Linked DNA regions of Homo sapiens: regions 1, 3, 4, 5, 6 and 7 are each linked to region 2. A link is a loop called in an ENCODE intact Hi-C map of the cell type or tissue named here. Cell type or tissue: PC-9. All regions are shown on one strand. Region 1 overlaps SMAP1 (small ArfGAP 1). Region 2 holds the start of LOC105377850 (a long non-coding RNA gene). Region 3 overlaps LOC105377848 (a long non-coding RNA gene). Region 4 has its middle 6.8 kb from the start of COL9A1. Region 5 overlaps COL9A1 (collagen type IX alpha 1 chain). Region 6 overlaps FAM135A (family with sequence similarity 135 member A). Region 7 has its middle 56 kb from the start of B3GAT2.

Region 1 (4,000 bases), 180 kb before region 2:
GCATTTATGAAGTGTTTTTTGAATGAAATTTTCTCCAACTATTTCAGTTCATTATGATTTTTTTTTTTTTTTTTAAGACAGAGTCTTGCTCTGTTGCCCAGACTGGAGTGAAGTGGTGTGATCTTGGGTCTCTGCAGCTTCCACCTCCTGGGTTCAAGTGATTCTCCTGCCTCAGCCTCCCAAGTAGTTGGGATTACAGGCGCCTGCCACCATGCCTGGCTAATTTTTTGTATTTTTAGTAGAGCTGGGGTTTCATCATGTTGGCCAGGCTGGTCTCAAACTCCTGACTTAGGTGATCCTCTGCCTCAGCTTCCCAAACTGTTGGGATTACAGGTATGAGCCGCCACGCTGGGGCCATTATGATCTTTTCATTGAACTCTTGGCATTTTCTTGCCAGTTTAAGAGAGAATTTTCTAACAAATATAACTGCACACAGTTGGAGTAGACAGCAAGAAGGAAACATTCTATTACTTAAAGTGTTTAAGGAGTGGCAGGATGGCCTTGTCAGTAAAAGGGAGGGGAGTGACAGGTATAGCGTTCTTATTGTGCCAGGTACTTATGTATTTCACGCCCTTTAATTTCAAAGGCCCCAACCCTACAAGGTATAGATCAACTTTGCCTATTTTTTAGTGTGGAAACTGAGGTTTAGAGAGGCCTATAAAATTTGTCTACAGTTCCATAGCCATAAGCGTCTGATTGATAAAGCAAACCCAAGTTCTTTGTAGAAGAGCTGTTATACTGCCTTTAGTGTGTAACTACTTCATGAACTCAGAGTCCATTATGATTGTGTAAGGTATGACAGTTTGGCATTTCTACCAAGAAATGAAGGCTTGAATGGGGCAGAATGACAGCACTTGGTGGTTAGGAAGAGAAGAAAGTTTTGGATAATGGGATAATTAGAAACACCGAAAGGGAAAGAGAGGTACCAAACTTTATCATTCTGTTCCTATTTTGGCCTCATGATATGTCAAGGTTTTTGACAACGAAGTTGGTGGATCCTATTTTGATTTTTTTAGAGAAACATTTATTATTGGGGTTTATTGCTCTGGTTTTTGTTTTATATGATACAAGAGAAACAACAAAATTAAGTCTTACAGTAAAAATAAGTCCTTTCCCCCCAACTATCTTAAAATCTTAAGATAAAAATCTTGACTGGTTAAAACCAGTCAACTAACTTCTTGTTTTTAGTGAAGATCGTGTTTGTTAATAATGCATTTTTTGAACTTGTCTTTTTTCATGGTTTCATATGGAACAGACATACCTTAGTAAACTGGCATATTATACTTTTATCTGGCTGCTCTCTGGATGATCTGGTAAACCATCATGTTATACAGAGGTTAAAGAGGTAAAGTGAGTTCATATTTTTGGTTGTTTTATTGGCAGATTTTCTCTCTGCTTTTCTGTACACTTAAAATGTTTGCATAATTAAAAATTTTTAAGAATTGCATAACCCTATTTGTATTTAATACATGCCTTTAAACAAATGAAAAAATATATTAAACTTTCGTTGTACCACCAGATGGCGCTCTCTATTAATCCAAATTAAGATGCCCACACCATTTTCTGAATTATTTTGTGTTATGTGTATTGTTAGATTTTTGGCATGAATGTATGGTCAAATAATAATGGGATCTAGAATTCACGAATAAAAGAGGAAGTAGAATAAATGAGTTGCTAATGTATAGCCCCAGGATATATCAAATAAGCCAGTGTTTAATATAGTTTCTGGAATTTAATCATTAGTCATTAGAATGATGTTAGAATAAAATTTAGGATTAGGAATATAGCTGTTTTGTATTTTGCCACATATGTTTGTCCTTCCTTATTCTGGGTTTTTCTTTGATTTTTATCAATAGTTTTTATGTATCAGCTGTTTTTGACATTAATGGTTTCTCTTGTTATATGTTAGTTTTATACTATTAGAGTAACTTTATTCCAATTATGATGTACTGGAATTTGGATTCATGAGATTTTGTCATATTTTGATCACATAAGCATGGAACATTTGAGCTTGATTTGTTTAACAAAATAAATAAACATCATCTCTGAATATATTCACTTGTGTCCATTCTTTCTCTTTTCATGAATGTGATTTATTATTTCAGTAATAAAGGATGTTAATCTTAAATTGGTAATCCTAAATAAAACTTTTATATTATCCTCATTAACTTTTTTTTTAGCTAAAAGGAATGGTAGGCAAAATTGATGTATGTTGAAAGTCAGCCTGAAAGCTATTGAGAGCATGATCTGTTAATTAACATAACAGTAAAGGTCTTTTACTGTTGCCTTTGCGAAAAGAAAACTAAACACATATTTTCAAAAGCAAACTATTTTGGCATTTAAAAAAGCTTGAAAATAGACATCTGAAACCTAATATTGTTAATGTAACACATTTTAAACATTTATTTATTTATTTATATTTATTTTTGAGACAGAGTCTCACTCTGTCACCCAAGCTGGAGTGCAGTAGTGGGATCTTAGCTCACTGCAACCTCCACCTCCTGTGTTCAAGTGATTCTCCTGCCTCAGCCTCCTGAGTAGCTGGGACTACAGGCGCATGCCACCACACTAGCTAATTTTCATATTTTTAGTAGAGATGGGGTTTCACTATGTCTACATGTTGGCCAGGCTTTAAAATTTATTTTTTATTGCATGTATTTAAGCTGTACAGCATGACATTTTGATACACATATATAGTGAAATGATTTCTACAGTCAAACAAATCAACATATCCACCACTTTCCATAGTCAACATTTTTGGCATGGTAGGAGTACCTAAAACCTACTCTTTCAGCAAGTTTTCAGTATATTGCAGTGTAGTAACACTGCAGTGTATAACTATAGTCCTTATGCTGAACATTATATCTCTAGACTTAGCAATCTTACATAGCTGTAAATTTGTACCCTTTGACCTCCCTCTTCCTGTTTCCTCTCCTTTCCTGCGCCTGGTAACCATCATTCTACTCTCTGTTTCTGTTTACTTTTCTCCCTAGATTTCACATATACGTGAGATTATACAATATTTTTCTTTCTATATCTGGCTTATTTTACTAACCATAATGTCCCCCAGATTCATCCCTGTTGTCTCAAGTGGTGGGTTCTCCCTTTTTCCCCCAAGGCCGAATTATATTCCATTGTATGTATACACCATAATTTCTTTGTTCATTCATCCGTTGATGGACAAACACTTAGGTCATTTCCATCTTAACTATTGGGAAAAAATGCTGCAATGAACATGGGAGTCCAGATGTCTCTATGAAGTGCTGATTTCATTTCCTTTAGGGAAATCAGAGGAATTGCTTGGCCTATGGTAATTTTATTTTTAAATTTTTGAAGAATCTGCATACTCCTTTCCATAATAGCTGTACCAATTTACATTCATACCAATAGTATATAAGGGTTTCTTTTTCTCTACACCTTTCTAACACTTGTTATCTCTTGTCTTCTTGATAATAGCCTTCTTAACAGGTGTGAAGTGATATTACACAGTGGTTTCGATTTGCATTTATCTGATGACTAATGATGTTGAGTACTTTCTGATATATGTATTGGCTATTTTTATGCCTTCTTTGGAAAAATGTCTATTCAGGTCCTTTGCCCGTTTTTAAGTAAGTGTTTTTTTGGTTTTGTTTTTTGCTAGTAAGTTTTAAAAAAAATTTAGATATTAATTTCTTAACAGAGAGATGGTTTGCAAATATTTTGCCCCAATCTGTAGGCTGCCTTTTCATTTTGTTGATTGTTTCCTTTGCATTGCAGAAGCTTTTTAGTTTGATGTAGTCCCACTTGTTTATTTTTGCTTTTGTGGCTTGAGCTTTCGCTGTGATATCTAGAAAATCAGTCCAGACCAGTATGAAGGAGCTTTTCCCTATATTTTCTTCTAAGGAGGTTTTTGTGTGTGTGTGTGTGTGGTATAAGGGTCCAGTTTCATTCTTTTGCATTAGATATTTAGTTTTCCCAACCCCATTTGTTGAAGAGACTGTACTTCCGCCATTGTGTCTTC
Region 2 (4,000 bases):
ATAAATACATAAACATTTTATAGAAATGTATAAAGGACTTGAATAGACATTTCTCTAAGAAGGAAGTACAAATGGCCACGAAGCACATGAAGTGCAAATCAAAACCAGAATGAGATACCACTTCATCCCCATTAGGTGGCTATTATTAAAAAAACTAATACAACAAAACAGAAGCAAATAAGTATTAGTGAGGATATGGAGAATCTGGAACCTTCCTGCATTGCTGTGGAGAGTGTAAAATGATGCAGCTGCTGTAGAAAATAGTATGGTGATTCTTCAAAAAATTCAAACAAAAAATTACCTGTGATCCAACAGTTCTACTTTGGACATCCAAAAGAATCTAAAGCAGGGACTCGAACAGATATCTGTGCACCAATGTTTATAGCAACATTATTCACAGTAGCCAAAAGGTGGAAACAACCCAAACGTCCATGGCTGTATGCATGGATAAACGAAATGTGGACTATACGTAACAATGGAATATTAGTAGCCTTAAAAAGGAATGAAATTCTGATACATAATATAATATGAATGAACCTTAAAGATATTATGCTCAATAAGCAAAAAAAAAAAAAAAGGGACAAATATGATTCCACTTATATGAGGTACCTAGAATAGTCTAATTAATCGAGACAGAAAGTAGAATTGTGGTAACCAGGGGCTGAGGGGAGGGGCAAGTCAGGAGTTATTGTTTAGTGAGCATAGAATTTTGGTTCAGTGATGGAAAAGGTGTGGAGTTGGACAGTGGTTATGGTTGCACAACAATGTGAATGAATTGAATACCACTGAACTGTCCACTTCAAAATGGTTAAAATGGTAAATTTTATGTTACGTATATTTCACCACAATCAAAACACAGATAAAACTTGCATTCCCAATGAATACAGGCAATCTTTTTGTTTATATTGTTGCTGGTGTTTTTCAGTTATTATGATTAAAATATTCCTGTCCTATGCTCAAATTCTCTTCTTGCTTGAGCAATGGAAGACGTATTTTCTATGGAAGTGACTCTATTGAGCGTTCCCAAACTCTGTCATGAGGTTATCCCACCTGAGATGGACACAGGGGGTGGCCTGGGAAAGGACTGTGACCACTGAGAGACGATAACGAGCCACAGGAAGGAAATAGGAGTCGCTTCTGATCACTTTCGCCCGCCTCTCTTACTCCTGGGTGCACTTCGGGATCACCTCAAGACTCAAAAAAAAAAAAAAAAAACAAAAAAAACCCGCAACCACACAAATACCAGGCCTCACCCTCAGAGACTATATGGTCTCTTTGCTCCTAGGTGGAGCTCAAGTGTGGGTGTTTTTTCAAAGCCCCTTGCCATTTTGATGCGAAGCCATGGGGAGACCCGCTGAATTAGACCCTCCTCAGAGAGCTCTGGAGTATACAGCTCGGCATCCCCCTTTACACCTCCACCATTAAATAATGGCAATGTTGTCTCAGAAGCGAGAAGCTTTAAATCTTAATTTTGATAATCCTTACACTAGAAAAGGAAAACATGTTAAAATTCATGAATTCAGCAAACATTTGTTCAAGCTATTACCATCAGAGACTGTGCCCGGCCTGGAGATGCAGGCAGACCCGAGCGCCCTCCTAGTGTACTCCCGGGCTAGCAAGGCGGCCAGGGGCAGGGAGGACACTGACATGAGCGCCACCTTGTGGAAATATTCATAACTGCATAAGCCAAGGATTCTAGGGGAAAAGGTAGAAAGGGGCATCCACGTGTGATGGAAAATCAGGAAAAACTTCCCAGAAAAAGCGATTCCTGCCTCATCAATGAGTCTGGAAGAGTAACTGGAAATTAGCTAGGCAAACGTGAGAAGAAAAGTGACATTGCATATCCTAGGCTGGAGGGCAGTGTGTGCCACTCTTGGTTTAATCAGGCCCATCAGCTTAGGGCAATGCCGACTGACCACAGCGGTTGGCCTGAGGGATTTAAAATTGAGGTGAACTGATGTGCAGAGTGTTTGGGGTCAGGGTGATTACAGCTGCTCAGGGAGCCCAGGAAGAATGCCTGCAAGGCTTAACTTCTGAAGCCAGTGCAGAAAAATGTGTAGTAGTCACAGCAAACAACCTGCATGCCAAAGAGAGAAGTGGTCTGCACCCCGGCCCCCACGTTAGCAGTGCAGGGCAACAACCCTTAATCCTAACTATTTACATGAGTAAAATAAATAATACCTATTTAACAGATTCTAGATGAAAACTATTACCTACAGATGCTCTCCTAGGGACTCTTAGGAAAGTCGAGGTGGTGAAAAAGGACATTTGCCCCCTTGTGACTTGATTAGAAAGCATGAGAATCATTCTTTTAAATCCTTCCCTATGTGCCATCAGGAATTTGCATATTGAATACTTGTCTCGTGGTCTACATAGACTCACCTACAGGGGCAAGCGGCACTCACATGGCACCAAATGCCTTGCAAATCTCAATGTTACAAATGGCATTTTCTTCTGAAAGCTCAAGTGCTGTTTGTTTAGATTTTCAGCTGGGAAATTTTAACAATGAACACGTATCTGCTCCTAAACAACTCTTTAATGATCTTTTTTGGCTTCGATTTTCTCCTGTTGATCACTCTCTTTTGGGGGTATTTAATCTAAAGTAAGGGCTAGCGTTTATCTCAGCATGCCATCCTGCATGCTGAGCCAATTCATTGAATGATAATGAGCACAGGTCCACCCGCCAGAAGAGAAATGAAGTTCATCATGAGCCCACAGCGGAGTTCAAATGTTCTTAAATACTACCGTTAAGAGTGATCTCACAAAGCTACAAGTGGGTGCAGATTCAAATATTCACAGAACAGCAGGAACTTCTGTATGTATTCGTTTTACTTCAACCTCAACACAACCCAGAAAGCTGGTGCAATGATCCCTAATCTACAGGTATTAGGAAGAAGCAATGATCCCTAATCTACAGGTATTAGGAAGAAACAGATATTCCCCTAGATCTTCAGGCTGCACAGCCTGTATGTGTCAGAGCAGGACCCAAGGATGAGTGATTCTTCCACCCTACAGCTACCTGCATGGACCTCACCACTGTGATAATCAAACAAAACACTGACCTAATTCATCAAAATAAATGTGTGAGCCAGCTGAACCCAAAGGCACAGTCTTGTTTCTTGGTTAAGAGTGACATTCACCAAGTGTCTACAATGTTCTACTCCTGGCTGCTTTGCACGTGATGTCTGATTTTGTGAAAAATTTCATTTTCCCTGTTCTGCAGATGAAGAAACCAAGAAACTGTTCTGCAGGCTCAGAGACCAAGAACTCAGTGACTTGGCTGTAGGTGGGTGAGTTGGAGACCATCTCTGTAGACACACTGACCTGACTCTGAATCCCAGACAACTCACTTAGCATACCTAGGCCTCGGGCTCCTTATATGTAAGTGGGGATAATAAAACTAGCATATCCCTTGCACAGCTAAGTGAGGATTCATGAAGAAAGAACACAGAATGCTTCCAAATGCCTGATGCTTGGTAAATGCTAAGCAAACAATATATAATTATTGAGTCTGCTGGACATCCTGATAGAAAGGAAAACTTCAGGTTTTCAAAATTTTTAGTCCTGGAATGAATGTTTTATTCCATTGAAATCTTGAGGGGATCTCCAATATGTAAATGCAGAGCTGCTAGAATTGAGGTGGACAGAGGCCTGGAAACCCGTCTCCCCACTTCCCCTTCAGCCCTGAAAGGCCTCTGCAGAGCCCTCCCTCTCCACGTCCACCCCACCTGACCCCACTACCAGCTGCTCCAGAGCAAGCACCCTGAGTATGAGCACACAGATGCACATGTGCTCCTTGCCCCACACGCCCACCTCTACCCAGCACAGCCCTGGCCACAGCACATGCAGACAGGACCAGACACAGTACTGTGGGCATCAAATCCCTGCAAGTCTCTAGACTGCACCATGTTCTAGAAATAGATTAAAAACTGAGTGGCAGGCTGCCTATTGCCCCAACACTCTGCCACCTGTCCCTGTGGTTCTATAAGTTGTTGGGACA
Region 3 (4,000 bases), 520 kb before region 2:
GGATTTTGTCAGATGGACAGAAGGGAGGGCAGGACATTCCATAAAAGGGAACGTTCAATGCAAAGGCCCAGAGTCTTAACATAGCATGTTTGGGAGAACAAAAAGTGATTTAGTATAAATGGAGGCTTGGAGCAAATTATTTAGAGATGATGACTGATACTCTCCCTAAGTATATAGATACTTGACAGTCCAAAAGAAAATTAGATATGTAATTCAGAATTTTAGAGCAGAAATAAGTGGAGTTTGCTAGACAAAGCCCCTCTAAGTAACTATGTCTTGGTGAAGATTTGTCTCACCCAAATTAACTAAGGGCAAAGTCAACACTAGATTTCTTGTCCACTAATCGACTTTGTTTGAAGTTGCCTGTGTGCCACACAGCCAGCTCTCACACCAGATTCAAACTGTTTGGCCTCATATTAGAAGTAGGGCCTTCAGGAACACACATACACACACAACATCCAATGACTATAAGGTCGGAGGGCAGGTGGGAAAATGGTAATTTTTCACTTCAATAGTTTATAATACTGAACATCTTTGAATGTTCTAATAAGAAAAAAACAAGAGAAGACATAAAAAGAATGAGGTAATACTATTATCTCTGCCAATGACAGAATAGGGGTCTAGCATTGTACTTGTTGCATAGCCAGTGGTGTGCTGGCAAATGTTTAACAGCCAGTATGCAGGGAAGGAATGGAACAGGGAGCTCATCTGTAGGGTTTTCCAGTTTCTATAGTGTAAGTATGCTTCTGTGGCTGATTTCAAGCTACCACTGTGGTATAATGGAGATGCTAACAATTGGTTCTCAGAAGTTAGTACAAGCTGGTTTAAGTGCACCACTGCTAGCAGAACTCAATAAGCATCCAGTAGATCCATCAACAACGAACCAACCACCACCTACAGGGCCTTCAACTTCCGCTGGCTTCAGTCAATGATTAAGCCACAGCTGCCCATTCCTGGCAGACAAAATGAAATAGTTAATCTATCTAGCTAAGAAGTGCTGCACTTCACAGAATATAAAGAGGCTAAACCCTCCTTTCCTAGCACTACGGCCCTCCTCTTCCCTACCTTAGCTCACCAGCATGGACTTGATCTTGGTCTAAATGATGCTGTTGTCCATCACACTTCCAGGAACAAGTATGACAAAAGCATTGGCCAGAACCAATGAAAAGATTCCTTTTGGAGTACTTAAGTCATTTAGCCTTGCTTGTGAAATTATTCTGAAATGAGGCAGGTGGAAGTTCAGCAGCAGTCATGCCAAAATCAAAGTCAAGTATGACATTCAGATATAATACTGAATGGGCTGGGCATGATGCCTCACACCTGTATTCTCAGCACTTTGGAAGGCGGAGGCAGACAGATCACTTGAGTTCAGGAGTGTGAGACCAGCCTGGACAACATGGTGAAACCCCATCTCTACTAAAAATACAAAAATTAGCTGGGCATGGTGGCAGGTGCCTATAATCCCAGCTACTTGGGAGCCTAGGCAGGAGAATCACTCCACCGGAGGTGGAGGTTGCAGTGAGCTGAGATCTCACCACTGCACTCGAGCCTGGGCAACAGAGTGAGACTCCATCTGAAATAAATAAATAAATTTTTCAAAAAGAGATAATACTGAATGATGAGAGGCGCCTATATGGAAGCCTGATGATATTCACAAGCAACCAATAGAAAGGCAGCAGTTTATTTGCCACTATTAACATCACTGATGGTGTTGCACCCTTAATATAGATGAATATGGATAAAAGTTCTGGAAAAAGTGCTAGTCTGCTTGCTTTCTTAGGACCTGAGCCATTCATCCCCCAGTCATGCTAAAGTGAGTATTTGAATGGTCTTTTAAAGAAAGGCTTTCTAGGGCTAGAAAACTGTGCTGGTAGCTTCCTCTGCAGGCCTTAACCACTTTATCAGCCCATCTGGCACTTCTATAACACTCACTGGGAGGCTTTCTGACTCTCCTAGCTTCAACCTAGCATTCTGATCTGCTGAATTGACTTTCTGATTCAACCGGGCCACCCTTCCAGCTCTCTGCTGCCCCCTTCTGTCGCCAAGCAGTAACGACTACGTTGGCCCCATCTTTTGGACAGGAATCTTGTACTCAAAACCAGTGACTTCTCTGTTCTTTCCCTTTTGGCCTCTGCATGTTTCTCTGAACTGTTAACAACTCTTCCTGCTTTGTACTCTGGTTTGGCTTCAAAGACAGCTGTCTCTCCTGGACTTTTTCACAACTTCTCAGTTAACATTTGTGAGTCCTTTCCTGAATTTCCTCTTTTTATCTCATTAATAAAGAACATATTCAAACAAACAATTCAAGGACATCTGCTTCTTTCCTTCTATACTCATTCCTAAGGGAAATTCTTCCCTTTACAGATTTTCAAACAACAGCCTCAATGGAAGTCACAGATTTCCATTACGAGAGCTAACATTTCATTTTCTCTATAGTCCTACATTTTTCACTTTTTTTTTTCACAGTCCTTATTTATACAGATTTCTGGGTTGGAGTTAGTTTAGCCAGCTGGTCTGGCCCTGGCATTCTAGCGACTAGACTATGATGTCTAGACCTCAAAAGGGCAAATTGTGTAGGTCTTTCTGAGAAAATTAGAATATTACTTCCCGTGTGGATGTCCAGGAAACTTCCACTGGAAATTTATCAAAACTGGGGAGATGATGATTAATCACATCCAAAGAATAAGCTAATATGTACACAAATGAGAGAAAAGTGAAAATAGGAACATTGTCTTGGTATGGACAAAGGGTTTGCTATGGCAGTCACCAGGCTAGTTTGTGTAGCCATGAGTTGAGGTTTCCTAACAAAACAAAGAGGTTCTTACCTCCAGAATGCTACTGGACCCACAAATATCAGGGACAGATTTGATGACTTCTTTAAGTTCCCTTCTTTAGGTTCTCACCTAGCAGTCTATAATTTTAGGATTGTGGAGAATATTAGCAATAATTAAACATGGCAGCCCTTAATCAATGGCATTTAGACAAGAAGATGATGCATTAAACATGCTGTTTTCACTGTCCTCCCCATCTTCACCCCTGTGCAGCCCTGTTAAGAATGAACACATTAATAATTTACAAACGCGCACATATGCTAATCTATTTTCTAAAGTGATGGAAAGATTCATAGTTTGCCAGTGTCCGTTCCAAACAGCATGATTTATTGAGGATTAAGGTTTAAGCTTATCCTCTCTAAATTCATCCTCAGTAATAAGATTTTGGTTCATTTGAATGTAAATGCTGCAGCTGAGTATCCAGAAGCTGCGTTTATTTAAATCCCTATCCAAGATATTACTGAACATGTTGCCTACATGTCTGACATAACTTTTTTGAAAGTAAGTTAACATTTACTCAGAAGTGAGCTGAGTCCACAATCAAATCACCTCATTTCTATTTTAAATAATTGTACTTTATTTCACCTTTAAACTTACCTTGGGTACGTTCCACTTTTATTTTTTAAAATAGTATTTTTCTGTCGCTGAATAAAACCAGCTGACCCAAAGCAACTTCTATGCTGACAATTTGATCAAAGTAGATCACTCTGAAGTAAGCATGACATATTCTGAGTAACGCAATATGCTTATTACAAAACAGCGTAAAAATGGCTTCATTACAATGTCAGTAGATAAAGACATTACTAATATTGGATTTTACATATTCTAAGGAAGGAATGGGACAGACTATTTTTGGCTTTGAATGTGACAGACATAATTTCATCAGTCATAAAAATAAACCCATGGTATGCAGATCTATCATTATATAAATGTGGAAAATTATACTCAAAGTTTAATTTAAAGCAGTGAATATAACCAATATTTGATATACATACATATCAGAATTTAAGATTGAACGTAGTTAATATTACTGGAAAAAAATAATAAATTATTCAATTATCTTCTGTTTACACTGCACCCAGAAATATTTTGTAAAATCTCGCCTGCTTCAATTGTAAGTGGTTAGAAACTAGCAATAAATTAGTAAGTCTTGAATTCCTAGGTTTTAA
Region 4 (4,000 bases), 570 kb before region 2:
CTTCCCAGCTACTTGGGAGGCTGAGGTGGGAAGAACACTTGAACCTAGGAGTTCAAGACCACTCTGGGCAACATAGTGAGTCCCTGTTTTTAGAAAAATAAATAACCTTTAGCTTTTTGCTATAGAAAATATCCAAATAGAGTCTGGACAATGCTGGATGTAAAGAAAACTGTGAAGCTACCTCTAAGCATATTGTTTGTAAATACTGTGTACCATTTAGAGGATAACATGGGGGATTCACATGAAGTTATGTGAAAATATTTTATAAGGAATAATACCTAAGTGCCTCTCTTACAGTTCTCCAGTAGAATGTATTTTCAATTTTTGCCACAAGGGGGAGAAGTTATTTTTATAGTAATATGTACATTTTTTTATTTTAAAAATAGAATTCACACAACTTTACAGCATCTATGAACATTTTGCTATCCTAATTATGTGTGTGTGTGCATGTGTGTAAACAAGATTCTGAAAGTCTTGCATGAGAAAAATTTCAAAGGAAATTAATAACAAAACCAAAACAGTTTTGAAGAATGTGCACAGTGGACACAGGAATTGAACAAAGTTTACCATGATTAAAATTATGTTTTCTTAGTTAAAAAATAAATAAATAAATGTAATATATTCTATTTTCTGTTTTATTATATTTCATTTTTGAGTGATGATAACCAAATCAGTGAGTACATTTCAGGACCAACTGATGGGTTACAACTCATGGCTTAAAAAACATTCGATTAGAAAAGAGTAGACACTAGAAGTGCCAAAGGATCTCTTTCCCCTTGTTTCCTGGTATGGGCACAATAGTTGGGATGCCCCATGAAACTCATAGAATAGTAGGGCAAGTTCCTTAGTTTTAACATGACTATATATATTTTTTAAAACATTCTTTTGAAGTAGCTGTAAATTGAGAGTTTTAATTAAACATACCACAACCCCCATATTTAATGAGTTCATAGGTTAAATTAAAGAAGAAGTATTTTTAAAACTAGCTTCCTAATGGTATTTAATTTTAAGCTTTATTCCATCTATCTTTACTTTAAAATAAAAGACCCAAGATGCCTAATGGCACCTACCAGTTGTGTGAGGATGCTGCAAATTAGTCACAGCTAGAGCCTGAAATTTATCACAGAAATCTCTGGCTGAGAGGCTGATTAACAATTAGAGTTGCTAAAACTAGGACTCCCACAGTTTTACATTGGGTTCAGTTTTACTGTAAAGAAATTTCACCATAATCAAAGCTCTATTTTTAATCTTCTTATTTTGGCCCAATACTTGTAATTGTAGCCTAATCATCTATAGCAAGCACATAGAGCCCATGGCCGTTTTTTCTCTGAAATCACTCACAAACAAATGTGTTCTCACCATAGAACATTAATACAAAAACAGGTCATTTAATGTAAAATTCCCCCACTCCTAAGCTTTTCAGCATATTACTTTTGCTCTCTCTAAAGTATGAGCATTTCCATCTCCCCAAGGAGGAGAAAAATCAATTCCCCTCCATAGCACACGTGCTTCCAGGAGCTGTTGCTGCATTTGCTGCCTTGTGAGTCTTAGGTCTACAGCAGCTGATTCATGTCCTAAGCCTCTTTTGCTCCCTTCAATGAAACACACTTATTGGCCCAATCAGTATGTTTCTTTACCTACTGTAAAGCCCTGAATCTTGTCTCATCAATAATACCTTCCCTTTCATAATGCTCTATGGTTTTCCAAGACCATTTCTTACCACAATTTCATGGCTTGTTAAAAACATACTCCTGGGCATTACCCCCAGAGGTTCTGGTTCAGGATATTGAAGATCAGTCTGAGAATTTGCATTTCTAGCAAGCTCCCAGGTGATGCCAATCTCCTGCTGATCCACTGAGAAGTGCTGCCCATATAGGTCATGTTTTCAACACCGTTAGGCTACCTCTCCTTTGTTACAATTGGCATTGACTTGTAGACTGTAAGTGTATGAGTATTTGTTTAATAAAATTTTAAAATAATTATCAGTTGAACCCATAACTCCTACTGAGAACTTTTGATCTCATGAAAGGAAATTGTATTGATTTCCTTACTAGACATTAATTAAGGAAATTTACATGGCAGAATGAAGTATAGAAACCTAAGCCTTCTCTTCTGCACTATTGTCCTTTAACAACCTACTACTACTAATAAAAGTGTGTACCTGAATTGCACGTTAACCTTTACCAATAAAATGTAAAAAGGTCATTGCTTCTCAAATACCTCGTTCTCTTTTATGAAATAAACTTTAAATATACCTTGTTTTAGGTTGCATCTATGAAGTTTCATATGCATTTACTAGCTTTCACATGCTGGGAAAATGTTTTCTCTGCACTAGGTGGCAGTATAATCCTGAAATTTGAAACCTAAGCTAAGGCATCAAAGACGAATTTGATTTCCAGTCTTCAAGTAGATAACTTTGATTTTAAGAAAATATTTCATTCTTGGTTATTTTCCATATGTATAAATTGAAGTATTGTAATTGACTTCTTTTTAGGGTTCCTCTCAAAAAAATGTGCAAATACAATGCACCCTGAGGTTCATGAGAGCCTACTGAAGGAGAAAGACACTAAACGAAAGATTAAAATTAACTCTGCCTTCATAGATGAGCCATCCACTCTGACCTCACTAACCACCACCAATTTCAGCCTTATAACTAAACAGAGCCAAACTCAAGGTTAAGAATGTGGGCTCTGGAACCAGATTGCTTAGGTTCAAATCTCAGCTCTACCACTTTCTAGCTGGGAGACCATGGAGAGGTAATTAACCTTTCTGACTCATCTTATTTATCTGTAAAAATGAGTAATGAAAGCACTTACCTTATAGGTATACTATAAGGATCAAACTAGAGCCAAAAACAGTACCTGGCACTCAATAAATTTTAGCTACAATTTTTCTTATAACTCACTCTCCTCTGCTTTCTTCTTTGATTCAACCCCAATCTGTCCAGTAAATGGTGGTTCATTTAGATCTTAGAAGAGTGTGGCTGTGCTAAATACTAAAAACTATCCTAGACAATATACAACTACTCAAAAAACCCATTATAGATAGCAAGGTAAATCAATTGAAAGCCCCCTTCTCCCTTCCATATGCACATCTTTGTCTGTTTGCTACACTTTTATGATTCTTCCTCCTGTAATACTGCCCTTGATAAGTCCTTCAAGCTCTTCTCATCAATAATACTTTCCCTCTCATAATACTATATGGTTTTTCAAGAACATTTCTCATCACAGTCTCATTTGTACCTCGCAACAATCCAGCAGGACAGATGTGACTCTCCTGTTTTCCTGGTGAAGAAACAGGTGAAGAGACCTGTATGAGTTCATGGTTATATGTGACAAATCTACTGACTGACTCCTGAACAGATACAAATAAAAGGCAACTCCAGTAATCACTGGTGAACCAGTCAAACAGCTATTTACAAAACACTGCATACAGGAGGACCGATGCCTACTGATTAGTCCCCTTTTGGGGACATATGTGTATATACATATATATATATATATGTATATACACACACACACATACACACCACACATATGTATATGTATACATATGTGTATATATACATAAATGTGTGTATACATGTATATAATTGGTTTCTTCATTTTAAAATATTATATGGAAAAGTAATATATGTATTTGGTAACATGTATTGTATTTAAAAGTAAGATATATATTTGGTAATAAAACAGGATGACTATAGTCAATAATAATTTAATTGCACATTTTAAAATAACTAAAAGAGTACAACTGGATTGTTTGTAACACAAAGGATAAGTGCTTGAAATTATGGATACCCCATTTACCCTATGATTAGTACTTATTGTATGCATGTATCAAAATATCTCATATACCCCATAAATATATATACCTATTACATACCCACAAAAATTAAATGTTAAAGAAGTAATATACGAACATTTTGGAAAAGTGGAAAATACAGAAATAGAAGAAAGAGAAAAAAACATAGTCTCACCACCCAGAGACAACTCGCTATTAA
Region 5 (4,000 bases), 660 kb before region 2:
GTGTGCCTTAAAATCAAATCAAGTTTAGGAGAAGGAAATGCCCAAAGAAGAGGTAGAAAACCAAATGAGCACAGGGGCTGGGATGGTCATTGAGATCAGGGGTGGGCAAACTTCAGCTCATGAGCTAAATCTTGTTTTTGTAGTTTTATTAGAACACGACCATGGTCATTTGTTTACATATTGTCTGTGGCTGCTTTGGCGTACCAGGGCAGAGTTAAATAGCTGCAATATGGTGCCCATAGCCAAATAATCTGATCCTTCACAAATAAAGTTTGCTGATCCCTGATGTTATAAAGAAACAAGCCTGGATTAAGAAATTCCCCCACTGTTTTTACCAGATGAAAACGTAAAGTACAAATGCAATGAAATTTGGCCACTAATATTCCACGTAAGTGTTGGGGAGACCAAAGGGAGGAGTGAGGCCTGTGGTGAGCTGGAAAGTGGATGCGGGCAGCAGCTCTTCTCCAGCTAACAGCTGTCATCGGGGAATACAGGCCAGTGTTGCCAGAACTTCTGATAATTTTCAAGAGAGGCCAGGAAGCTGAGTCTTTAAATAAATATCTCCCAATGTTTAAATGTTAGCAACTAATTCAAATTTTTTTCAACATTTGTAGAGCCAGCCAAAAACCTTAAGTTTTAAGTAATTTATTCTCTAATACACTAACAATATTAAAAAGCAGAAGGATAGCTTTTTAGATTTTCACATTTGGTTCCCCATCAACACACTTCAGGAGAAGTTTTTCTTTTTCTTTTTTACCTTGCTGAGTTTATTCCAAATTGCTGCTTATCCTCTGAAGGAAGAGTCGATGAAGCCATCCTGTCTACCCTTGATTTATTTTATGAAGCATGCATCTCATCCAGTTCTGCCTTTGGCAAATGCAGCAATTTACCCTTTGGAGCTTTTGATGATGTCATCATCATCATCATCATCATCATCATCACCACAAATGCTTAATGAGAATGCTTTCTCTTTTCCATGGGCATACACTATGCTCATTATTGAGCCCATTTTTCTCATGCATAAACTGAGAGTTAGGAAGGTCAAATAATTGTCCATAGTCATATAGCCAGAAATGAGGACCCTTAACCACTGCACTAACTGTATTTTCCTACCTATTGATTTTTTTAACTCTGTGGAAGGGTGTGGAGGGGTGTGGCAGGGTGTGTGTGTGTGTGTGTGTGTGTGTGTGGTCATTTTTTTTAATTCCTTGGGCCTGAGTTGACCAGGAAGTAGACAGAGGTACAAAAACAAAGCACAGTATTGACTTTTGCAGAGCTCTAATGATCATAAGAAACTAAGATATTTCTCTGAGGTTTTGCCCTGTAGAAATACCAGAGAAAAAAAAACAGCCTTAACATAGCAGATTGTCAGGCTCTGGAAAGCCCTGACCCAGGGCCTTTGCTCTCATGTATGTTCTAAACTATGTGGGAGCCTCAGTTGGGTGACACTATGTCCACAGTCCACATCACTCAAAAAGTGAAGCTGACTCATAATAACGGTTCACAAAATGGGCATAAATGGTTAGCCCAGCAGCTACATTCATGAATATCTATCAACTGCTTTGTAACTCTTCAGAAAGAGAAAACATGCATCTAAAGTGTTATTCTGCTCTGCCTGCCTCATGTGTGTATTACTTACACTAACTGCCTAATGATTACATGGTTTTCTGAAATGTCAAGGACCTATAAATATGTTGAATATTCCCAATACAAAGAAATGATAAATGTTTGAGATGATGGATATACTAATTACCCTAATCTGGTCATTATGTAATATTTCTATTGAAACATTACTACATATCCCATAAATATGTATAACTATTATATGTCAATTAAAATAAAATAAAATATTTAAAATTATTGCTAAACGTTTTTTTTTTAAACAAATGAATAGCTATGTCATTCTCTATAAAACCACTAGAGGGTAGTCATGTTACACTGATGGAAGCCCATCTCGGCTGGATCATTCTGGAGGCAGCCCCTCACCTAATACATGCTGTGGCGTAAAAGGGACTGTGTATACAGTCAAAACAAAAAAAGTGAATAATTTTCACATTAAATAGGGTATTTCATAATTAATCCACTGGTTATGTAGACTTTTTGTATGTACCAGGAGTTTCTTATATTTCTTGAGCTTAATGTTGTGGTATTTGACAAAGCAGTATATGTTTAAGGAATTATAAACTGGTTTATGTAAGGCCCAGCAACCAAATAAAACAGCTGCAGCAATGGAAATGGAAAAATTAGGTACTGAAAAACTTAGCCCAGAACTGAATGTGTGCGTGTGTATTTTTCCACTCAATAGTCTCAAGCAAAGCTCACCTTTCTGTGGACTTTGCACAAGAAAACCAAATACTCTTATAACCTAGCATAGTCCAGCACAAAGCCAGCTACAACTTCCATGTCCAAGAGGCAAAAAGCACCTTAGCTCACAAGTCACCTTCCTAGTGTTCACATTCAAATGATTTGTCATTTAATTTATGTTTTGCCCTAGTGAGTGCACAAAGAGGAAGTCAGGACTCTTTATTATTAATAAATATGTTCCTTTAAAATTCTCAGAGTGACGAGGAACTAGTCCCAATGGGCAAGTTTGGTGGCAGCAGAGAGAGTCTTTGAGACAACCGACCAAGCAATAACACTAGCTGACCTGTGGCACAAAACTGAAGGCGGGGGAGACTAAAGTTCCAGGGATTGCTAATGTGATCCACGTAGCTCTGCAAGAGAGGCAGAGAAAGAAGCGAGACACTCAGCAATTATGGGACATGCTCAATTCACATGTCTAGGTTGCAAAGAAAAACTAATCGTATGATTAGACAGCCAGCCAATCATTCTGTCCACTTTGGGAACATAGACTCAGGAAGCATGAATATCTGTCTTGTTATTACCTGACAGACTTTTGTCAGGACATGAATTTAAGAGTCTGTATTTTCTCAAATATATTATAAAAAAAGGGAGCAACAATAATAACAGTTAAATTTCACTAAATAATGTCAGAGTGTCTGTTTGCCATATGCCAGGCACTGTTCCAAGAGCTTTACATGTATTAACATGTGCATATATGCTCTAAATACAAGGTAGGCATAGTGATTCCCATTCACTGAAGAGGAAACTGAAGCACTTCAAGGTAAAAGAATAGTGCATAAGCCCTGGCAGCCTGGCTCCATGTCTGCACTTCTTAAATATTCACCCAGCCTACTCCTGGCTGTGAGAAACAAACTAGATTGTGCATGTGTACTTTTTAAACAACAAAGCACTGTAGCCAAAATGATCATCAATGTAAAGGTTATAATAATAACCTGTGTTCCATAACAAGCAATGAGCATTATGTCCCTGCAGGGCATGTAATACTTAACACTGAACAAACAGAGATACAGCATTGGAGAGGGGAGACAGGGAACTAAAACTGTCCAGAAAGAATACAGGAACTCTAACAACCGATAGAAAATGATGATATTAGTTACATCGTTAAAAATATGTTAAATGCCTTAGCACAAAGAATGATCCAACTATCTTTTTTTTTTTTATTCAGGAGGATTTGAGCCCCAAATCCAACAACAGGAACAACAAAGAAGGTTGCAGACTATGCTGTTCTGCAGTTTCTTTATTTTAGGTAAGAAAAGAATTTTTTTATCTAGACGGTTCCAGACAAATTACTGCACAGAATCCTTTTGAAGTTTCATCAGGCCTTAAAGTCCTATTAATATTATGTTTTTGAGAGATCAGAAATCACATTCCTAGTCACATTCAAGCTCTACCAAGAAATAAAAAGCAGTATAGCCTCAGTGGACAATTAACCAGTGAAAAGATGTACTGCTACCCAGTACTTCGCATTTGTGATTTGGAGTTGAAGTAGACTTTCATGGAGGGAAGGTCTGGGCATCAGGGGCGGTGCTGATTTAGAGAAGAGTAATATATTACTGCTGATCAACGGCAAGAGAAAAAAGCTGCAGGGGCTGAACTGGGGCCCAACTTTGCCCTCAGCTTTCCTTGATCCACCTTA
Region 6 (4,000 bases), 360 kb before region 2:
TCCTTTCAGAATATTATTGCTCATTAATATTGCACCTACTCAGCCAAGACCTCTCATGGAGATATACAAGGAGATTAACGATGTTTCCATGTGGACTAACACAACGATCTATTCTTCAGCCCATGTGATGCATGAGTCATTTTGACTTTCAAACCTTATTACTTAAATACATTTTGTAAGGTGTTGGCTGCCCCAGATGGTGATTCCTCTGGTGGATCTGGGCAAAAGGAAAACTTTTGGGAAAAAATCACCGTTGTAGATGCCATTAAGAACATTCATGATTCAAGGAAGGAGGTCAAAATATCAACATGAACAGAAGTTTGGAAGAGGTTGATTCTAACCCTCATAGGTAACTTTGAAGGGGTCACGACGAGTGGAGAAAATAACTGCAAATGTGGTATAAATAGCAAGAGAACTAGAATTAGAAGTGGAGCCTGAAGATGTGACTGAATGGCTGCAATCTCATTATCAAACTTGAATAGATGAAGAGTTGCTTCTTATGGATGAACAGAGAAAGTGGTTTCTTGAGATAGACTCTACTCCTGGTGAAGATGCTGCGAACATTGTTGAAATAACAAAAGATTTGGAATATTACATAAACTTAGTTGAAAAAGCAGTGGCGAGTCAAGAGGATTGACTCAATTTTGAAGTTCTACTCTGGGTAAAATGCTGTTAAACTGCATCACATGCTAAGGAGAAATCTTTTGTGAAAGGAAGAGTCAATTGATGCAGCAAACTTCATTGTTGTAATTTAAGAAATTGCCATAGCCACTGCAGCCACCCTGATCAGCAGCTATCAATATCAAGGCAAGACCTTCCAGCAGCAAAAGTAGCCGAAGGCTCAGATGATCATTAGCATTTTTAACAATAAAATATTTTTAAAGTATACACATTGGCTTTTTTAAAAAAGGTATAATGCTATTGCACACTTAAGAGACTACAGTATAGTGTAAACATAACTTTTATACACACTGGGAAACTGAAAAAATTCATGTGACTTGCTTTATTGCAATATTCACCTTATTGTGGTGGTCTGGACCCTAACCCATAATATTTCCAAGGCATGCCTATACTAAACATACTTTAGTATAGGTATGATATGATATATATGATAATAATTTAGTTGTGAATTTTATTTAATGTGCTCAGCTTTTAATGCACTAGTATTCCATATTATTAAAAATGCCAGGATATTGGAATATCCATTAAAAGACCTCAAGTATTAATTTTTTATTTATTTTGTGTGATCTTTTATAGGGGAATTCTAGGCTTTTTTTTTAAGGACGGATATTTCTTCATCACGTTCTCATCATTTCTTGTAACTGCCTGTGTACTTACCTCTGTAATTCATTTTTCTTTGTCTAATTTGCTCTTTTAATGTGGTGTGGATTGGGAAAGCAAATAACTGAAACCAAGTGCAATTGTATCAACTAGTAAGTATAAATCAGCTTTGTAATGAAACAATTTTATGATAATTTTGCTATGAGTTAGTGCAAGGACGTAAAAAACATTTGTTCAGTAAACATTTGCAAGGTGCTTATTTTTTTCAAGGTAGCATAGATATTAGATAATCTATCAGATATAGACCCTGCACTCAAGATTAGAATCTAATCTGAATGCACATGTATAGAATTGTAATATAAATACTGTGTTAGCAATTTGAACAGCATTATTAGAATGAACACAGATACAGGAGTATTTAACTCTGTGAAGCATTAACAAATACTTATTTTGAATGCTTGGCTGTCTTCCTCCTAGCTTTTGAATAAGTGATGTTGCCAAATAAGTTTTTTTTTAATTGGGCACACAAAATTCATTTTTTATAAATATCAAAAATGCATGCCAAAATACATACATATACAAAGCAGTAATATATATATTCCCCATATTTGAAATTTAAATTTGTAAATTAAAAATTTTTTTCTGTCAAACTTTTGCCTGAAAATTAGCTGTATTGCCATCAGGTGGCAGTCATACCTTAGTTATGGCCACACACTACAGTTAATACCCTTAGTTGTAATAGCTACAGCATGATAATTATGCTGAGAGTGAATTTAGAAAGAACTTCATTTGGGTGCATACAAGAAAGATTTCTGATAACAAGGAGTCTTAATGCAGAAAGGAAAAGGTAAGTGTTTGGAGCACAAGAACTGGAGTTTCTCAAATCTTCGTTTGAATCACAGGTTTATCGCCTACTAGCTATGTTATCTTGGCCAAATAATTAACCTCTTTGTGTCTTTGTTTCCTCACCTATTAAATGAAGATAATATCATCCTAGAGGTTTTTTTTTGTTTGTTTTTTCTTCATCATTCAATTTGACATTGAGTTTTTATGTGGTTTAAGTCAAAGAATTAGAATAAAGTTTTTAGTGTGGAGACTATGAGGTAGAGTACTGTCAAGAAATGATCATTATTGTAGGACTTAGAGAAGGTAGAGAGAGAAGGAAAAGCAGCTAGCGCCAGTTTCGTAGGTCCAGCTGCAACTGCAGGAATCCAGATAACTTAAAGATGCGTTTTTTTCATGCTTTATAGCCCCAAAGGAAATCATCTTAATAGCCAGACAGGCTGTTATTTTTCTCTCACCTTTCCTTTAATGTTGGAGAGGGGAAAAAAGCATTTGGACCACATATGAAAGTAAAGACACAGAATGCATCCTTCTCATTGATATCTTCTTTTCCCACTTCCCTCATTGACTTGTTTGTCTGAAGACCCAGGTTTATCTGCTTAGGGAAACAAGTTTAGTAAGTCAGAAATTCACCTGGCCGGATATTGATGACAAGTAAAATAGGTCTCTAATTTGTTGGACATTTAAAACCAAAGAATCCTAGATCTTACTTTGTTTAGAAAATAATTGTAGATGTAATATAATTTCTCCTCCCTGTACTGTCCAAATAAGACATCTTTTCTGGCTCCTGTTGCCTAATTTTGCTCCAGTAGCTGACAAAGCCTTTCCTTTCATAATTAAAAATGAAAGGGTTAAAATACAAATATAATGGAAGAAATGTTCAGCTAGATTCAACATGTATTTATCAAGTACTTGATTCTGTAATATGCCAAGATACATGTTTTGTGGGGATGCAAAGGTCATCAAAACATAGCTTTGCCTTTTTTTTGTTTTGTTTTTTTGAGACAGGAGTTTCACTCTTGTCGCCCAGGCTGGAGTGCAAGGGCGCCATCTTGGCTCACTGCAACCCCTGCCTCCTGGGTTCAGGCGATTCTCCTGCCTCAGCCTCCTGAGTAGCTGGGATTACAAGCACCTGCCACCATGCCCCACTAATTTTTGTGTTTTTAGTAGAGACAGGGTTTCACCATGTTGGCCAGGCTGGTCTCGAACTCTTGACCTCAGGTAATCCACCCACCTCAGCCTCCCAGAGTTCTGGGATTACAGGTGTGAGGCACCACGCCTGGCCCATAGCTTCTCTTCTAAAGAACATTACACTTTAGGAGGGGAGATGATTTATTTTAAGACAAAAGGTGGTAAAGGCTATGGTGGTAATCATAATAGTTTATATTTATATATGCTTTCCAGATTTATTTCATGCAGTACAAAAATACATTGGCAACACTGAAGAGGGAGAAGGGAAGTTTAATTCTGACGGGTGATTGTGGAAGGCGTAATGGAGGCAGTTTCTCTCCTTACCATAAGATGCCGGATTGACTTTTTAAATACGTCATGTTATTAATACTCTCCTTTGGAATTTTTTAGGTACGCAGATTTTCTGAGGCATTCTTTTGTTTTGAGCATCCAAGAGAAGCTGCCATTGCATACCAGGAACTTCAGTGAGTAGTATAAATTCAAAATTAAAATGATATTACTTCCTTTTACATAAGATACCTGTCTCAGAATTTATCAGTGACAGAATATACAGTATTAACAATATAAGAAATTAGGAGAATTTGAATTTCAGAAATCCCATCTATAATCAAATTGTTTCATCTTATTAGTTACTTCATTAAAGTTCCATACTTTACATATAAAGAAGCATAATGCACTGTATTCC
Region 7 (4,000 bases), 130 kb after region 2:
ATAGGATTCCTGCTGGATTTTTCCTATTCCCTAGTGCTCTCTTTTAGCTATTTTAGTCAAAATGTAGTTATTTATTCATTGTTTTGTTCTGTTTTGTGTGTGTGGAAGAGTGCTAGGAGCTTCTAGTTGGCCATCTTACTGATGTCCTAATTTGTATGTCCTAATTCCATAAAGACTCCAAAGTCTTTATGGAATTCTAAATTTTTATGAATCCAAAGACAGCATAAACATAAAACAGGTTTATTTCAACTATAGACACAAAGCAAACATTTTTGTTGTGCATTCCTTGACTAAGGCCTTTAACCATAAGCTATGTAATACCAGACTAGATCACTATTGACCGTCCCTCACCTTCCTAAACTGTGCTTAGTGACAGCCGCTGACAAACCTGAGGAATAGGGAAGCCAACAATTACACAGTCCCAAACAAACATGGTATACAACCAAACCTCCACAATTTTACCATCTCTTTCTTCTTTTTCTATCTATCTGCCTGTCTCTGTCCCCTTCTCTTTCTCTGTTTTATGCACACACACACACACACACACACACACACACAGACACACACGCTTCCTTCTCCCTCCCGTCCTTTGCTGATGTGTCTGGGAGGGGGGCTGAATCAGGAGCAGGGGGGCTGGTCCCTGGCTTGGCTTTTTTTCTGGGTCACCTCTTGCTGACCCCCAGGTGCTCAGTTCTCTTCTCCGGTGCCTTGTTCAGCCCCCTTTGCTCTTGCTTCTTCATTTTTTTTCTGATGTGAAAACATCCTGGGAAATTTGCATATTTGGCTGTAGTCAGGAGGTCTTGGACAGGGTTTAGTGACTGTGTTGGAACCATTTGCTATTCTCTCACTAATCCCATAGACAGGAGATGGGGGAGTGAGGGTGGGTGGAATCTCACCACTGCCCCCTGAGAGGGAGTAACTGAATCAATAGCACTGTAGCTGTTTCCATCTGTCAGGGTGACATGCCAACTGGCTAATGCTGAATTATTGATACTCCTTCCCAAAGTGAGTTAACCAAACAATTCAAAATCAGTGAAAAGGGGGTGGTCGATTGCAAATGAGGTTAAGTCCATTTTGTCACAAGGACAGGAAGCTGATGGCTGCCTCCAAGCCAAATCTGCTTGATTTATGTTATTGCTGAGAGGTCTTCAGTGCCACAAAGGGAAAGAACACAATAGAACAACAAAATTAGCCTTTTTACAAAAGAGGATTCAGATCACTTTCCAAATGAGCCATATTTACTACTAGCTCCCCATCCCCCCAGCAGTAGAACTGGTATAGAAATAACCAGAAGGGAAGTTCTTTCATAGTTAAAAAAAAAAAAAAAAAAAGCCAAGGTTTCCTTGAAAAACTGGATTCCTCCATGAATTTGACCCTCAATCTTGACTGAAAGGTGATTACTGGAAACACAAAAGCTCACTGGCTAAATTCCTACTCTGATTTCTCTACCGGGTATTAGGATCCGTAGAGCAATTAATGAACCTGAGATATGACAACCCACTGATTTTACTGAGCAGTGTCTTGGGAGATCACAAAGCATTCTCTTATGTATTCAGTGTCATAAATTCTACCCTTTAGGGAGCACATTAATTGTTATGCACTGAGTAAACAGCTGCTTTATATTGTTTACAGAGGTGCCAGGAGGTGCTTGCCCTGAAATTGTGTATGCCCCAGGCTGCCAGGTGTAATAAATAAATGGGCAAGTTGTGAATTTCCATTCATTTAGATGGACTTTTTATTAAAGTGCCTGCCAAGACACATGCACAGACCAGAATGTTTAAAGAATTAACGTTCATAGATTTTAAACATTCCACAGCATTTCACCTGTCTACAGTTTTCAATCTTTCTCAAAGCCTAGTGAACTGTTACAAACACAGGTCTGTAGCACCATCTAGTGGACAGGAAGCAGGGGTAGTGCACAGATAACTGGCTATAAAATTTGAAAGCCAAATTTCGGGTATGGCCCAACCTTCTTGTTCATCGTAGGGTATCCCAGTCATATTCTGAGCAGAATGAAACATGAATTGGATGGCAGGAATGGGTGCTACAGTTTGGCTGAGGCATCCATTATTTGGGGAGGAAGCGGGGGTGGAGGCTGCAACCAGATGGAGCAGTGCATTGATCTGTGCATTTTGATCAGTGGAGAAATCAGTTATTAATCAACAAAGAACTATTGATTTCCCAGCACAGCTGCAGCCAGACAACAGCGTATCAGCTGTTACTATTAACAACCAGTGTTTTGGGAAGTTAACCACTAGCAACTCTGCCCTTGGCTTCAGTAAACAGATCATTAAATGATGGGAAGAACCTGAACTCTCCAGAGGGACAGCTAGAGGAGACTGAGGAATTTTAAACAAAACATGAAACTAATTTGCATTTTGTAGTTCAAAATGGAGCTAGTCATTAGCTCCTTTTAGACAAAAATAATGTGAAAACTGTATATTTATACTGTGTGCATTTTTTGGCTTAACTAAAAATTCAGTTATTAGGACCAATAAAAAAATCAATAATCAACAAATATTATCAACAGCCTACCTCGTACCAGGCACTCCTCTAGGGGAAACAGACATTAAATCCCTGCCTTTGTATTAATATTTAATAGTTGGCATCATGTGACATAGACATTATGGTGCTGCCACAAAGTGGAACCAAAGTTTCTCTAATTTTGTATAAACACACTTTAGAGTTACACTAAAATACCATTATGGCACGAGATATATTTCTCAAAAGAGAAACAATAACCAAATATATTCAGTTTAGCCATTAACATTTTTCTCTTATTTCACTTTAATGGGATTATCCTTATTGATAATGCTAAATATTTACTTGGGCCTTCAACAAGGGGTGTGTGTGTGTGTGTGTGTGTGTGTGTCTGTGTCTGTGAAATTGTCCTATAACCAGCAATTTCAGATGAATGAGTATAAAGTGCTTCAGGCACTTGGACTAAAGCTGGTTCCTAAAAGCTTGCTGCACAGGGTCCATTGTCAAAGGAAGAAAAACTGGTGTTGGAGGCTGCCTGCCATGCTGGGTTGATTATTGGGATTTCACACTCTGTTCTGTGGGGACAAGAACCATCCAACTCTGGAAGGATTGACATCTGGAGAATCTGGCAAGTTAGGGAAGGGACATGAGGAAAAACTATAGTTTAAAAAATTTTAATGTTATAGATAGGACTGTAAAAAGCCAGGAGTATGATAACAGGAGTTCTTCAATTTTAGGTAAAAAATTTATTTAAAAAATTTCCCAGCTTTAGTGAGGTATAATTGACAAATAAAACTTGTATATATTTACAATGTACAATGTAATGTTTTGAAATATGTGTATGTTGTGAAATGATTGATCAAGCTAATTCACATATATATTATCTCACGGAGTTATGTTTTGTGGTGAGAACATTTAAGATAATCTCTCAGCAGTTTTCAAGTATATAATATTTTTAAAAGTATATGTTATTATTGTTTATAGTCACCATACTGTACAATAGATCTCCAGAATTTATTCATCCCAACTGAAATTTTGTATTCTTTGACCAATATCTCCCCATCACAGCCCCTTCCCCAACTTATTTATTTCGGATTTGATTTGCAGAGCGATTGATAGACTTCTATGTTTCAGACACTGAAGTAACTAAGATGAGTAAGACAAGCTTCCTGCATGTGAGATACTTCTTCTTAAGTAATGGAGAAGAAACTTGGGTAATTACCATTAGTATGAAGAGAAATAGCTGATAAATAGTCTTTAGAGCAGTAGTTCTCAAACACAAACGTGCATTAGAATCACCTGCAGGGTTTGTTAAACTACCGATTGCTGTGACCACGCCCAGAGGTTTGGCTTCAGTAGGTCTTCGGTGGGTTCTGAGAATTTGCATTTCTAACAAGCTCCAGGTGATACTGATGGTTTGTCTACCACTATTTTAGAGGGGGGTGGTGGTGGGTAGGGAAGGCTTCAAGGAGGAGTGACAACTCTGCTAGGACTGGTAATAAATATTAAGAGTTTGGTA

The links. A loop is a pair of places that touch in the nucleus more often than their neighbours do. Peaks named below come from ENCODE experiments on the same cell type or tissue, not always from the same donor. Only the 100,000 strongest peaks of a DNase experiment are listed, where the experiment ranks them.
Region 1: a loop joins it to region 2, with 11 times the contacts of the local background. A loop is called at or near these places in 102 of 110 quality-filtered maps.
Region 3: it touches region 2 in a loop (3-fold over the local background); 7 of 110 quality-filtered maps call a loop at or near these places.
Region 4: it touches region 2 in a loop (14-fold over the local background); 24 of 110 quality-filtered maps call a loop at or near these places.
Region 5: it touches region 2 in a loop (6-fold over the local background); 17 of 110 quality-filtered maps call a loop at or near these places.
Region 6: a loop joins it to region 2, with 6 times the contacts of the local background. A loop is called at or near these places in 27 of 110 quality-filtered maps.
Region 7: a loop joins it to region 2, with 2.5 times the contacts of the local background. A loop is called at or near these places in 13 of 110 quality-filtered maps.

What each region holds. Positions count from the first base shown.
Region 1 is chr6:70,705,196-70,709,195 of GRCh38, forward strand. All of the region lies in intron 1 of SMAP1 (small ArfGAP 1), which reads left to right. Among named protein-coding and RNA genes, the nearest start is that of SMAP1, 39 kb to the left of the region's middle. In PC-9, CTCF peaks have their summits at 1,518 (motif pointing right) and 1,720; no DNase peak of the experiment used is centred here.
Region 2 is chr6:70,882,899-70,886,898 of GRCh38, forward strand. The region is part of intron 2 of B3GAT2 (beta-1,3-glucuronyltransferase 2); the gene reads right to left. LOC105377850 (a long non-coding RNA gene) reads left to right here and starts at 3,244. Exons shown (of 5, transcript XR_001744196.2): 1 at 3,244-3,286. In PC-9, CTCF peaks have their summits at 1,643 (motif pointing left) and 1,848; no DNase peak of the experiment used is centred here.
Region 3 is chr6:70,367,499-70,371,498 of GRCh38, forward strand. The region is part of intron 1 of LOC105377848 (a long non-coding RNA gene); the gene reads right to left. Among named protein-coding and RNA genes, the nearest start is that of LINC01610, 25 kb to the right of the region's middle. In PC-9, CTCF peaks have their summits at 2,049 (motif pointing left) and 2,248; a DNase peak (open chromatin) is centred at 2,003; H3K27me3 peaks cover 2,701 bases.
Region 4 is chr6:70,307,930-70,311,929 of GRCh38, forward strand. No RefSeq gene overlaps it. Among named protein-coding and RNA genes, the nearest start is that of COL9A1, 6.8 kb to the left of the region's middle. In PC-9, CTCF peaks have their summits at 283, 482, 2,340 (motif pointing right) and 2,540; a DNase peak (open chromatin) is centred at 2,312; H3K27me3 peaks cover 624 bases.
Region 5 is chr6:70,219,229-70,223,228 of GRCh38, forward strand. All of the region lies in intron 37 of COL9A1 (collagen type IX alpha 1 chain), which reads right to left. Among named protein-coding and RNA genes, the nearest start is that of COL9A1, 82 kb to the right of the region's middle. In PC-9, CTCF peaks have their summits at 1,963 (motif pointing right) and 2,163; no DNase peak of the experiment used is centred here.
Region 6 is chr6:70,518,808-70,522,807 of GRCh38, forward strand. It overlaps FAM135A (family with sequence similarity 135 member A), which reads left to right. Exons shown (of 22, transcript NM_001162529.3): 13 at 3,706-3,779. Among named protein-coding and RNA genes, the nearest start is that of SDHAF4, 46 kb to the right of the region's middle. In PC-9, CTCF peaks have their summits at 1,983 and 2,182; no DNase peak of the experiment used is centred here.
Region 7 is chr6:71,011,142-71,015,141 of GRCh38, forward strand. No RefSeq gene overlaps it. Among named protein-coding and RNA genes, the nearest start is that of B3GAT2, 56 kb to the left of the region's middle. In PC-9, a CTCF peak has its summit at 1,890 (motif pointing left); no DNase peak of the experiment used is centred here.